Regions from separate parts of the Homo sapiens genome. Here region 1 is linked to region 2. Evidence: chromatin loops called from intact Hi-C (ENCODE). Cell type or tissue: sigmoid colon. All regions are shown on one strand. Links, peaks and the distances in the headings refer to the core of each region. The heading gives the core; the rest is flanking DNA. Region 1 has its middle 340 kb from the start of ADAMTSL1. Region 2 has its middle 410 kb from the start of ADAMTSL1.

Region 1 (5,391 bases), core at 169-5,168, 69 kb before region 2:
TCTCTGGAGACAGAGGAGGATATGAGCTTTGGTGACTGGCTGAAATCATAAGAAACCAACAAAGAGGAATCATATTTTAATTTAGGGGATGAACCACAAGATATATATTTGAAATTTTCTAATGTAAAATTCAAAATTCAAGCTTAAGTGGACCAATATGAGTGGGAAAAAAATTGTGATCTCATGTCTATATCTTGTCTTACTTCTGCAGTTTATAAGGTTAAAATATAACCTACATAGCAGTCACATAGGATAGCTATATGGGTTATTTTGTATATGTAGCATGGCATATATTCAGTAGCTATTAATTCATGATTTCTTGGATACCTAAAAGTTGGATGGAACTCACTTCCTTGGAAGGATTCCCATCTAGAGGTATTAAAACTCTTCTGTGGATTTTCTCAGGGGTTATCAGAATAGGATGGTTAACAGAAGGTGGAATGCAAAAGAAGGAAGTTGGCACCCCTTCCTTTGACTCTGTTCTCTCTCACCCACTTTGGGAAGCTTTCATTCATCACAAATGAAGACACTCTTGTTGCTGTTAAATCTGCTGACAAGTAATGTCATCGGTTCTACTTCAAGGTGTAGGAGACCTTGTAGAATCAGGTAAATATGCTGCCATGTGCCCTCCTCTGCCTTGGGAGTGAAAGGAGGAAATCTAACACTGACTTAGGGAACAACATATGCCTCATGAATACAGAACACAGAAACTACATTGACGAAAGATTGCCATTTCAACACTGCATTTAGAATCACAATTCCATAAGGTTCAAGGTTTGCTGAATCAATCAGTCAATCAGTCAAAAAACCATAAGATGTTACAGGAAGACATCTTAAGAGAGCATCTCATTCTACCCTTTATCATCTAGGCAAGAGAAATGAAATTAAAACAGGTGAGGTAATCTCCTGCAAGGTTCCTTAGTGGCAGACACAAGTAAAATCCACGTCTCCAGATTATCAGTCTTCCTCATACACACACATATTCACACTCATACACACAGTCAACTATGCACTCTTTAAACTCATGAGGGCATGCAAGAGGCTTATGGCTATGGTGCAATCCACTTGAGGCAGAGCGTTAGATCTTGGTCTTGACATTTCAACCACCCGAGACAAGATCTACTTGAAGCTAAATAATCTCACTGGAATGCTGGTGCTCCAGCAGGAGTTCGTGAGGATGCTGCAGAAAGCATAACCTCACCCTCCTTTTTTTCCTTTTGATCTCTGGGACTCCTAGAACTCGCTTACTGTGTCTCTATAGTGTTTCCTTTATCATCAAGGTAAATTTAGAACAGTCACACTACGAAAACGTGTTTTCAAAGTCAGTGTTCCACAGGAGGAACATCACAGAAGAAACAATGCCCAGCACTAGTAGCCATGGCCGCACACCAGCTGCTTTGTGTACTATGAAGCTGGAGTATAAATTCAAATGCAAATGAATTTTCAAAAATTCAGCAAATTTGCAGGTTTGCAAACCTACAGCCTCCTCAAGTTCGTTACTCCCTAAAAGTAGCATACTCTGCCTTAAAATCCTTAGCTGCTGGATACATGGGTATAAAAGAGATAATTGGGGAGATATCTATCTAGAAAAAACACATGCAAGATATGTATGTATATCTGGTTTAAAACCTGAAACACAGTTTGGTTTTAAGAAAATTCTAAAAGTATAATAATTATAATACATATTCCTTTCCATTTACAGAGCAATTTGAACACATATTGCCTCATTTAATACTTACTTTTCGCCATACTCCCATGAGGTGAGTTCCATCACCCCTCCCTTACAGAGGAGGAAACGAGTCTCAGGAGGTTTAAGTTACTTGCTGAAGAACATGCGGCCAGCAAGTGGCATAGCAGGGAATCAAACCCTGCTCTACAGTATTTCAAAACACAGTGCCAAAGGTTATGCATCTCAGGGCTTCTGGAGAGTTGGTCCGGCTGTCCACTAGGTGGTCCCTAGCTTGAGATCCTTCACCTAACAATAAGAATAACTCTCCCTAGCAAGATTTACTTGAGTGAGTCTTAGGTCAAAGATGCCTCTCTTTTGAATGTTTCTCTTGCCACACTTGGAAAAAGTTACTGCTCTGCACCAAATTCTTAGCACCCTAGAATACAGTGTTTTAAAGTGGAACTTTTGGCTACTAAAAGGGCCTTTAATTATTAAACAGATAGTGAAACAAAATACAGAATTCTACAACTGTAGGCATTCCATCATTTCAGGTGGGAATTCTTTATAATTATTTTTTCTTCCACAGGGTTTTATTTTATACATTGTTTTAGTTTTCTCCGAAGTCGTTATATAAATCCCAGTGGAAAAATTCGTCTATTGCAGAGCCATAAAGTGTTTTCTTAAAAATTCCATCACCCACTTTATTACTGGACAGCAACTACAGAAGGACTTACATGTTAAGAGATTTAAGTTTAACCACTGAGACTAATGGAGCCTGGACTTGCAATGTTAGTCTGTTAGAATTTTTTTAAATGATTGGAAGACCCCCATGTGTTTTCCAAAGATGAATATTGAAGGCTCAAGGCTTCAGCCAGTCCCAGTTTAGCCTGAATACAACGATAAAGAAACACTTCTTTCTATGATATGTATTATAATTCTTTCAAAAATAAAGTCATTTATATTTTCATCTGTTTTCAAACTTATGTTAATTTATTTTCTATTTAAAATGAAAGAAAATCTGCCAATAAATAGAAAGAAAATCTAAGACTAGACTGAGAATCTCCAGCAACAACAGATTTTCCCTCAGAAACCTGGGCTACTATCATTGCATGGACCAGTCCAGAAATTCCGATTTCATCCCTGACTGTATGCCCTCATCTTTCACAACTGTCCACCCTCATCTGATCTGTCATCATTTTCTGCTGATAATCTCTCAAATGTCTTGCTTCAACTCTTTCCCTTCCCTTCCCATGATACTCAGACACCCTGCCTCAGAGTTCAGGCCTTGTCCTGTTTCACCTTAACTATGGCTTGGCCTCCCCATTGTTGACCCTCCTTACAATTTTGCCTTCTTTAAGTCATCCTCACACATTAGCCTCTGTGACTGTTTTAAAAGGCAGCCTTTGTCCTGTACTGCCTTGCTTAAATATGCCAATGGTTGCTGGTTACCAGCAATAAGGTCTTACTCCTTGCCACAGTACACAAGGCTAACCACACTGCAACCCCAGCTGCTGCCCAAATATCTGTCTATTTTCCTACTTCACAGCTTTTGATCTCACAGCCTTTTCTGTTTGGAATGCCATTCCTTCTCTTTTTTGTTTGTAGACACAATTTAATGTTCCACATAAATCTTATCCTCTCTGTGAAGCCCAAGTTGACTTCCACAAACAGAGCTAGCCCTTTTCTCTCCTGTGCCATAGCGGTGTGATTCTCTTTCCTACTCTACTAAAGCACTTCACCCTTGCATTCTGTACCTGTTTACACAGTTATCTCTCCTAACATCCTACAACGTCAGGGACTGTTTTTCGTGTTAATATTATAGCCCTAACACCTACATACCATGACTACAGGGATTTTAGAGAATATAGGCCACTCTTGCTTAAATGCAATTTGCTTACATTTACTGTCTAATCCAGTGGTTTCCAAGTGGCAGCTGATTGCCTGCATTGAAATCATCTGGGAGCAATTATGAAAATGAATCCCAATGCACACCTCTGACGTTCTTAATTAGACTCTCTAAAGGTATTCTTTGGAAATATTTATTTTTTAATAAGCTTCCCAAATGATTCTGATGTGCAGCCAGGTTTGGGAACCACTATGCAACTTACTTCACTTACGGAGCCTTGTAAATGCTCTTACTGCCTTTTTCCACATCAGTATTATGTGACTGAGGGAGGCAGTGCGAGGCATGGGTTACAGAGTAAGAGGGTTTGAATCCTGGCTGTGTACATCAGAGTTACATGATCCTGAGCAAATAAATGAACTAATCTGTGCCTTGGATTCCTCATCTTAAATGAGAGAAAGTCTATATTTCTCAGAGGACTGTTTGTGAGGATTGAGTGAGGGGTATGCCATATAAAGCCTTTGGTATAGTACCTGTTGCATGGAAGGCACTGCATCAGTGTAAGCTGTGATGGAGAAATTGGCTTCTCCTCAGGAAGACAGCACCTCATATCCACAGAGCAATCCTCAGAGGCATCTTAGGTGGTGTGTGTATATGTGTATATACAAGGTATACATATAGGATACATACACATATGATAGATATACATGTGATATACATGCATATGGTATACACACATGCCTATATATTAATATATAAAAGAAAACTCTGTATTTTTTTTAAAGCAGGGTTTGCTACATTGCCTAGGCTGGCCTCAAACTCCTGGGCTCAGCAGTTCTCCCATCTCAGCCTCCTGAGTATCTGGGACTACAGGCATGCACCACTATGCCTGGCAGTCCTACATTTCTGATGTGTTAAACAACTGGATGTGGTAACTGTCCACCTTGTGGCTAGTAAAATATGCCCTCCTTCCTTTCAGCAATACAATTCACAGAAAATATATTTTTTTAAGCATTTTACATTTTGAGCCTCTGGACTTATATTCCCAAAGAGTTGCTTTCCTCATAGTTCATTAATCTTATTAATGAACACTGTTTTTGTGTTTAAGTTTATCCTTGAAAACTTGATATGAATGCATAGTACGTATGGAGCCCTCAGTTAAAAGAATTCAATTGTGACTATTTCCTAACTGCAGCGTTTTATGTTTTTTACTTAACTAGAGCAGATTCCACATATGGAGTTATACATGCAGGCCAGTTCTAAGTCAGATGTTTATAATTACAAATACTGAAATATCTCAGTCAGATAAGAAACAGAGATAGATTGTGCCCCAGGTGAAAACCAGGTATTATCAACAATGAGAAAAGAAAAGGCAATGGCAGTATTGATTCCCTTGTCTGATCCCGTGTTTTTCTAAGTGAAGAGACCAGTGTAATTACCCAGATGAAATATCAGTGCAATTTTCTAATGACACTGACTCCCTTACAGTTATTGAAGTTGTGATGGTGGCATGGTTAGCCTTCCTGGCAGTCCCCAACAAGTCTTCAGAATTGGCTGATGTCCTTATTGTCTGTGCTAAAGGAAGAGTCTGTCTCCACAACAAACCCTGCCATTCTGTTTCCTACTTTAAAGATCAAAATATCATTTCAGATGCTTGGGTTTCACTTCTCCAGTGAATTCATCTCCCTATATTCGATAATGACTTTAGTAAATCTAAGGCTGTTTACTTTAAAGAAAGAACCACCACACCCACTGGCAAGTTTTGAGTACATTACATAGAACAGTACTTCTTCAGTGTCAAATGTGTGCTTCAGTTAAATGTCTAGTACTATGGGAAGAATTTGTAAATGTCAAACATCAGGATGATTACCACTTAACT
Region 2 (5,391 bases), core at 179-5,178:
TAGAATACCGAAATCTTTCCCTTCTTAAAATAAAAAGCAAAACTTATTGTGCAAAACGCTTCCTCAAATTTGCATCCTCCACTTTCTACCATTCATTCATTTACTCATACATTCCTATTCCCTACCTCTCTCTCTCATTTCTTCAATTTCACATTCCGTCCCCAGGCAAAATTCTTGAAAAACTGTATAAGAGTCTATCATCCCTATTTCTTCTCGTTCTGTTAATTTTCCAGCCAGCCACATTTGCCTGCCATCCCTCTCTGAAGCAACTCCTGCTCTTAGCTATGTCGACCAAGTCAGATGGGTTTCCCAGCACTGGCTCCTCTGTGGAAGGACTGGCTATCCACTCCTTCAGGACATGTTTTCCTCCCTCAGCTTCACTAGACGGTGCTCTCCTATCCAGTCCTTTTTATGGTTATTCTGGTTCTTTGAATGCTTGTGTTTCTTAGAATTCAGTCCTCTTACCTAGTCTGTTTTCAGTCCACACTTACTCACTGGATTATCTCATATAGACCTGTAGCCTCACATCTAAGCTTAAGACTGACGAGTTTACTCACTGGTCTACTCTAGATCTCATGCAGACATTTCCACTCAATATGTCTAAACCTGAATTCCTAATCTCCCCATGACAAGTTCTGAAACCAAAGATTCAACTATAGGCTCCAATGTTTCCACCTCCCACATCCAATCTCTCACCAAATCCCATAATATATGTTCTAAATAGCATTCCCTTTGTCTTCATCAACTTTTAATTGATTCTTTTCTCTGCACCACCAATGCCATTACCATAGTTTAGAGACCTCCTGATCTTTCTCATGGACTACTATAGCAGTTTCAACACTATGGCTTCATTCTATCATAACCTCACTTCTACTCAATCCACCCTCCATGTATTGACAGGGTCTAAAGATAAATCCAATCAGATCACAGTATTGTCAAAATAAATAAACACTTCAGCAGCTAAAGAATAAAGCCCAGATTAGGAGTGAAATCACATGTTAATATGTTTTAAACTATAAATTTTGACCCATAAGTGGGCTTTGAAATCAAGTTAATGGGTTGTAACCAGCATTAAAACAATATGAAATAGAATAGAATAGGCAATATCAGAGTGTGCTGCAAAGCATAATGGTAAACTTATGAACCTTTTGTTTCAGTGTTTGCATTTTCCATATATGTGTATGTATGTATGTATGTATATAATACGTTGCAGTGTAATATGTCCTTCTTATTGTGAGTAAAATGTGAGCCACATATATAATTTAAATGTTTCCAGTAACTGCATTAGAAAAAAGTAAACTAAAATAGGTGGAATAAGTTGTATATTTTCTTCAACTCGATATATTGAAATTATCATTTCAACATGTCATAAGTTAAAAATGAAACATATTCTTTTTTATACTAAGTCTTTGAGATATGGTGTGTATGTTACACTTAAAGCACATCCTAATTCAGACACCGTATTTCAGCTGCCAGATAGCTTACATGTCAGCAGTGAGTCACGTAATGATAGACCTGTTTTAGACACACACTTAGCTAATGTAACCATCCATTCTTCCTTGTATCTTCCTGTCTTTACACATGCTGTTCTGTTGTTTTGTTTTTAAATCCATCTGGTAAACTCCTATTTATCTTTATACCTTTACCTCAAGGACCACCTCCACTGGAAACTCTCCTGACTTACAAGGCCAAGTTAGGTAACCTCTTCTAGGTCCCAGAGTAAAGTGCTGTATAGCACTATACCACTCTGTAATTGATCTTTCACATGCTGCCTTAGGCTGTCAGAATGTGAGCTTCTTGAATGCAAAGATGTATCTTACTTGCTTTTATAACCTTAGAACTTAGCACTGCTATTGCCACATAGAGTGCTTTCAGTGAAAACTTGTTAAATATATTAAAATTTCTAGATTCACAACATTAAAAACTTCCAGAAGCATCCAGGGGGACACATAGTCAGTCATGGCTCCAGCTGAGAACCTCTGCTTGGTTTGCGTTTCCCTTTAGGAACCCTGGGTTGAAGCCTTTCCTTGTGGGGTTTACCATTTTGAGGTGCATTTGTTCATTGGTATCCATGGAGGATTGGTTCTAGAACCCCAGAGAATAGCAAAATCCATACATGTTTAAGTTCCTTATATAAAATGGTCTAGTATTTGCATATGGCCTACACAGACCTTCTTGTAAACATTAAATGATCTGTAGATTACTTATAATACCTAATTCAAGGTAAATGCTATGTAAATAGTTGATACACTGTATTGTTTTAATTTGTATTATTTTTATTGTTGTATTGTTATTTTTAGTTGTTTTTCTTTTTGACTTTATTTGTGATCCATGGTTGGTTGAATCCAGAGATGTATAACATACAGATATGGAGGGCCAACTGCACTTACACTCTCACTGATGGGAAGAGCTGCTATCTTAATAAACAGTCCATTTCTAAGGGTGGGGTGGGCCAGCCCTTTACTGATTCACAGGAAGTACGTTTTTGGCCAATACACCCCATCACTATGCCTCCGGGCAGGACCAGACCAAACCACTTCAGATGGCTATTATTATTACTAACAACTTCCAGAAACCTAACTTCCACAGTCTCCCTTTCAAATTGTTTTGTTTTTAAAAAAATTATCCTGTCGAAAGCTTTTCTTACCTACTCTAAATCCTCTGTGCTCACTGTCAGCCCACCCCCTCCTGTTTGAATCTCAGGAGAGCTACAGAGGAGCTTACCAGGAGGCTCTAGAAAAGAACCCTCTTATGCTTCAATAACAGCATTAAATCACCCTTAAGTCTTCTCTTCTCCAGGGTAAACAATCCAAATTTCTTTAGCCTTCCTCCATAGATCTTATTTTACAAGCTTTTAATCACCGCCTCCAGACAAGACTCTCCAAGTTCCTAGGCCCGGCTGCTGTTGTAAAGCTTAGTGCTGCCGACAGCTCTCTGTGCTGAGTATTTCACCGCCCCTCCATCCTGACTGTGAATAATATCTCTTCATATTAGGTAATGGCCTCAAGAAAACTGGAATATGAATTAACATGACTGTAATTCTCAAAATCAGGAAAGTTTTGTAATCTAAATTGCCCACTACTTAAACTCACTAAACACAGTAAGAGCACAATGATTATGGTTTCAATGTGGTATGTGGCATTTTATGCTTTCATATTTCTCATCTCATAATATGGCAAAAGGCCCTCTAGAATGAGGAAGAGGAGGTGGAGGAAGAGGAGTATCTGCTAATGTTTTTGAATTTTCACTGCATGCCAGGTATTGTTCCATGCATTATACATATTAACTCTTTAAGTAAGTAAAACAAATAAAGTAGGCATCATCATTTCTATTGTGACCTTAACAACGAGAAAGTTAGCACAAAAAGATTAAATAACTTGATGAAATTTACATGGCTAGTAAATAGTAGAGCTGGGATTGGAATCTAAAGAGTCAGGCTAACCCTTAACCACTTGCATTTTTTTTTATTATACTTTAAGTTTTAGGGTACATGTGCACAATGTGCAGGTTAGTTACATATGTGTACATGTGCCATGCTGGTGTGATGCACCCATTAACTCGTCATTTAGCATTAGGTATATCTCCTAATGCTATCCCTCCTCTCTCCCCCCACCCCACAACAGTCCCCAGAGTGTGATGTTCCCCTTCCTGTGTCCATGTGTTCTCATTGTTCAATTCCCACCTATGAGTGAGAATATGCGGTGTTTGGTTTTTTGTTCTCGCAATAGTTTACTGAGAATGATGATTTCCACTTTCATCTATGTCTCTCCAAAGGACATGAACTCATCATTTTTTATGGCTGCATAGTATTCCATGGTGTATATGTGCCACATTTTCTTAATCCAGTCTATCATTGTTGGACATTTGGGTTGATCTAACAGCTTGTTCACTGAACCCACTGCTATTTTGATTAGGATCTCATAGTCATAAAATTCTGTTTAAATTTCACCTAGAATTGCTGTTTAAATTAAGGGAATAAACAACAACAAAATATTTCAACAACATACCTAAATGAGAATAGCAATTTTTAATTACCTAAAAATATAAAAACAATATTTTAGTAAAGAGCTAGTCATCTAATAATCACTTGCTTTCTGTATATATAGGTACACATTATATAAATATGTATTTTCAAAAGGGATGGATGCATAAAATAATAAAGAATATTTTAGATACTTTTAAGTCAACTTAAAGTTAATTAGATATAAATAACCCTACCTCCTATGTCTTATATAAACATTTGTAACTATCTTTCTCTATGTAACTGAACACTAGTTACCCTGGTGATGCTAGCATCCCAGAAATATGAGCAATTTATTATAATACTTCTATTATTGGTGCTTCAGTTTCTGTGTCAAAATCTTTATTATACAGCAGCATTTCCCAAGACTTGGGATGCTTTATCACTGACGGTACTTAGGATTTTAAGAATACTCAAATTGTTTTCGGGATTTATGCAAGATTATTTGAAAGAACATAGTGACACTATATTAAATAACATCACCTTGTCATAAGCTTATTTCTTTTGCCATTTCTTTCAATCATTCTGATTAAATAAGGGAGAACTGGTCATTGTGGTGGTGCCATTCTTTTTTTTTTTTTTTTTTTTTTTTTTTTTGAGATGGAGTCTCGCTCTGTCCCAAGCTGAAGCTGGAGTGCAGTGGGGGCGATCTCGGCTCACTGCAACCTCCGCCTCCCAGGTTCAAGTGATTCTCCTGCCTCAGCCTCCTGAATAGCTGGGATTACAGGCACTTGCCACCATGCCCAGCTAATTTTTGTATTTTTAATAGAGACAGGGTTTTGCCATGTTGGCCAGGCTGGTCTCGAACTCCTGCCTTCAGGTGATCCACCCGCCTCGGCCTCCCAAAGTGCTGGGATTACAGGCGTGAGCCACCGCGCCTGGCCCTTTCTAACACTTAAGAATCTCCCATTTAACAAAGAACAAACTAACCTTAAGCACAGAGACTTGGGCAGACAACAAAACATAGCTAGAATTTAAAGACGTCATTTTATTACCCCTGTGTTTATTTTTCCAATTACTTTTCATCTACGACCTGTGGCACTACTTTTCACTTATGGTGGTGATATAAAGTTCACTTTTAAGTTAACTGAATTACAAAGTAAGCAGATTTAATGACATAGTTCAAAATTATAATGGTACATAAAAATGGAAACAATTATAAAGAGGGCATGCAAATGATTGAACTTTGAGAAGAGAGTAATGAAACACCATGAGTTAATCCACACTTATTAAAGATGAAAACCTAAATCCTTAAAGACATGCAGTCTCCTTACTCTGTGACTAGAAATTGCCAGCCAACACAATAGCTTATTCCATCTCTGTGTACAGGAAATCCTTGCATGTACATCCCAACAGAGATGTGAATCTGT

Evidence for each region. Hi-C counts contacts between places; a loop is a spot of excess contacts. Peaks named below come from ENCODE experiments on the same cell type or tissue, not always from the same donor. Only the 100,000 strongest peaks of a DNase experiment are listed, where the experiment ranks them.
Region 1: a loop joins it to region 2, with 3.0 times the contacts of the local background. A loop is called at or near these places in 3 of 110 quality-filtered maps.

The regions. Positions count from the first base shown.
Region 1 is chr9:18,134,530-18,139,920 of GRCh38, reverse strand. It overlaps a transcript of ADAMTSL1 not described here. Among named protein-coding and RNA genes, the nearest start is that of ADAMTSL1, 340 kb to the left of the region's middle. In sigmoid colon, for the core only: no CTCF peak of the experiment used is centred there; no DNase peak of the experiment used is centred there.
Region 2 is chr9:18,065,213-18,070,603 of GRCh38, reverse strand. It overlaps a transcript of ADAMTSL1 not described here. Among named protein-coding and RNA genes, the nearest start is that of ADAMTSL1, 410 kb to the left of the region's middle. In sigmoid colon, for the core only: no CTCF peak of the experiment used is centred there; a DNase peak (open chromatin) is centred at 2,913; H3K27me3 peaks cover 415 bases.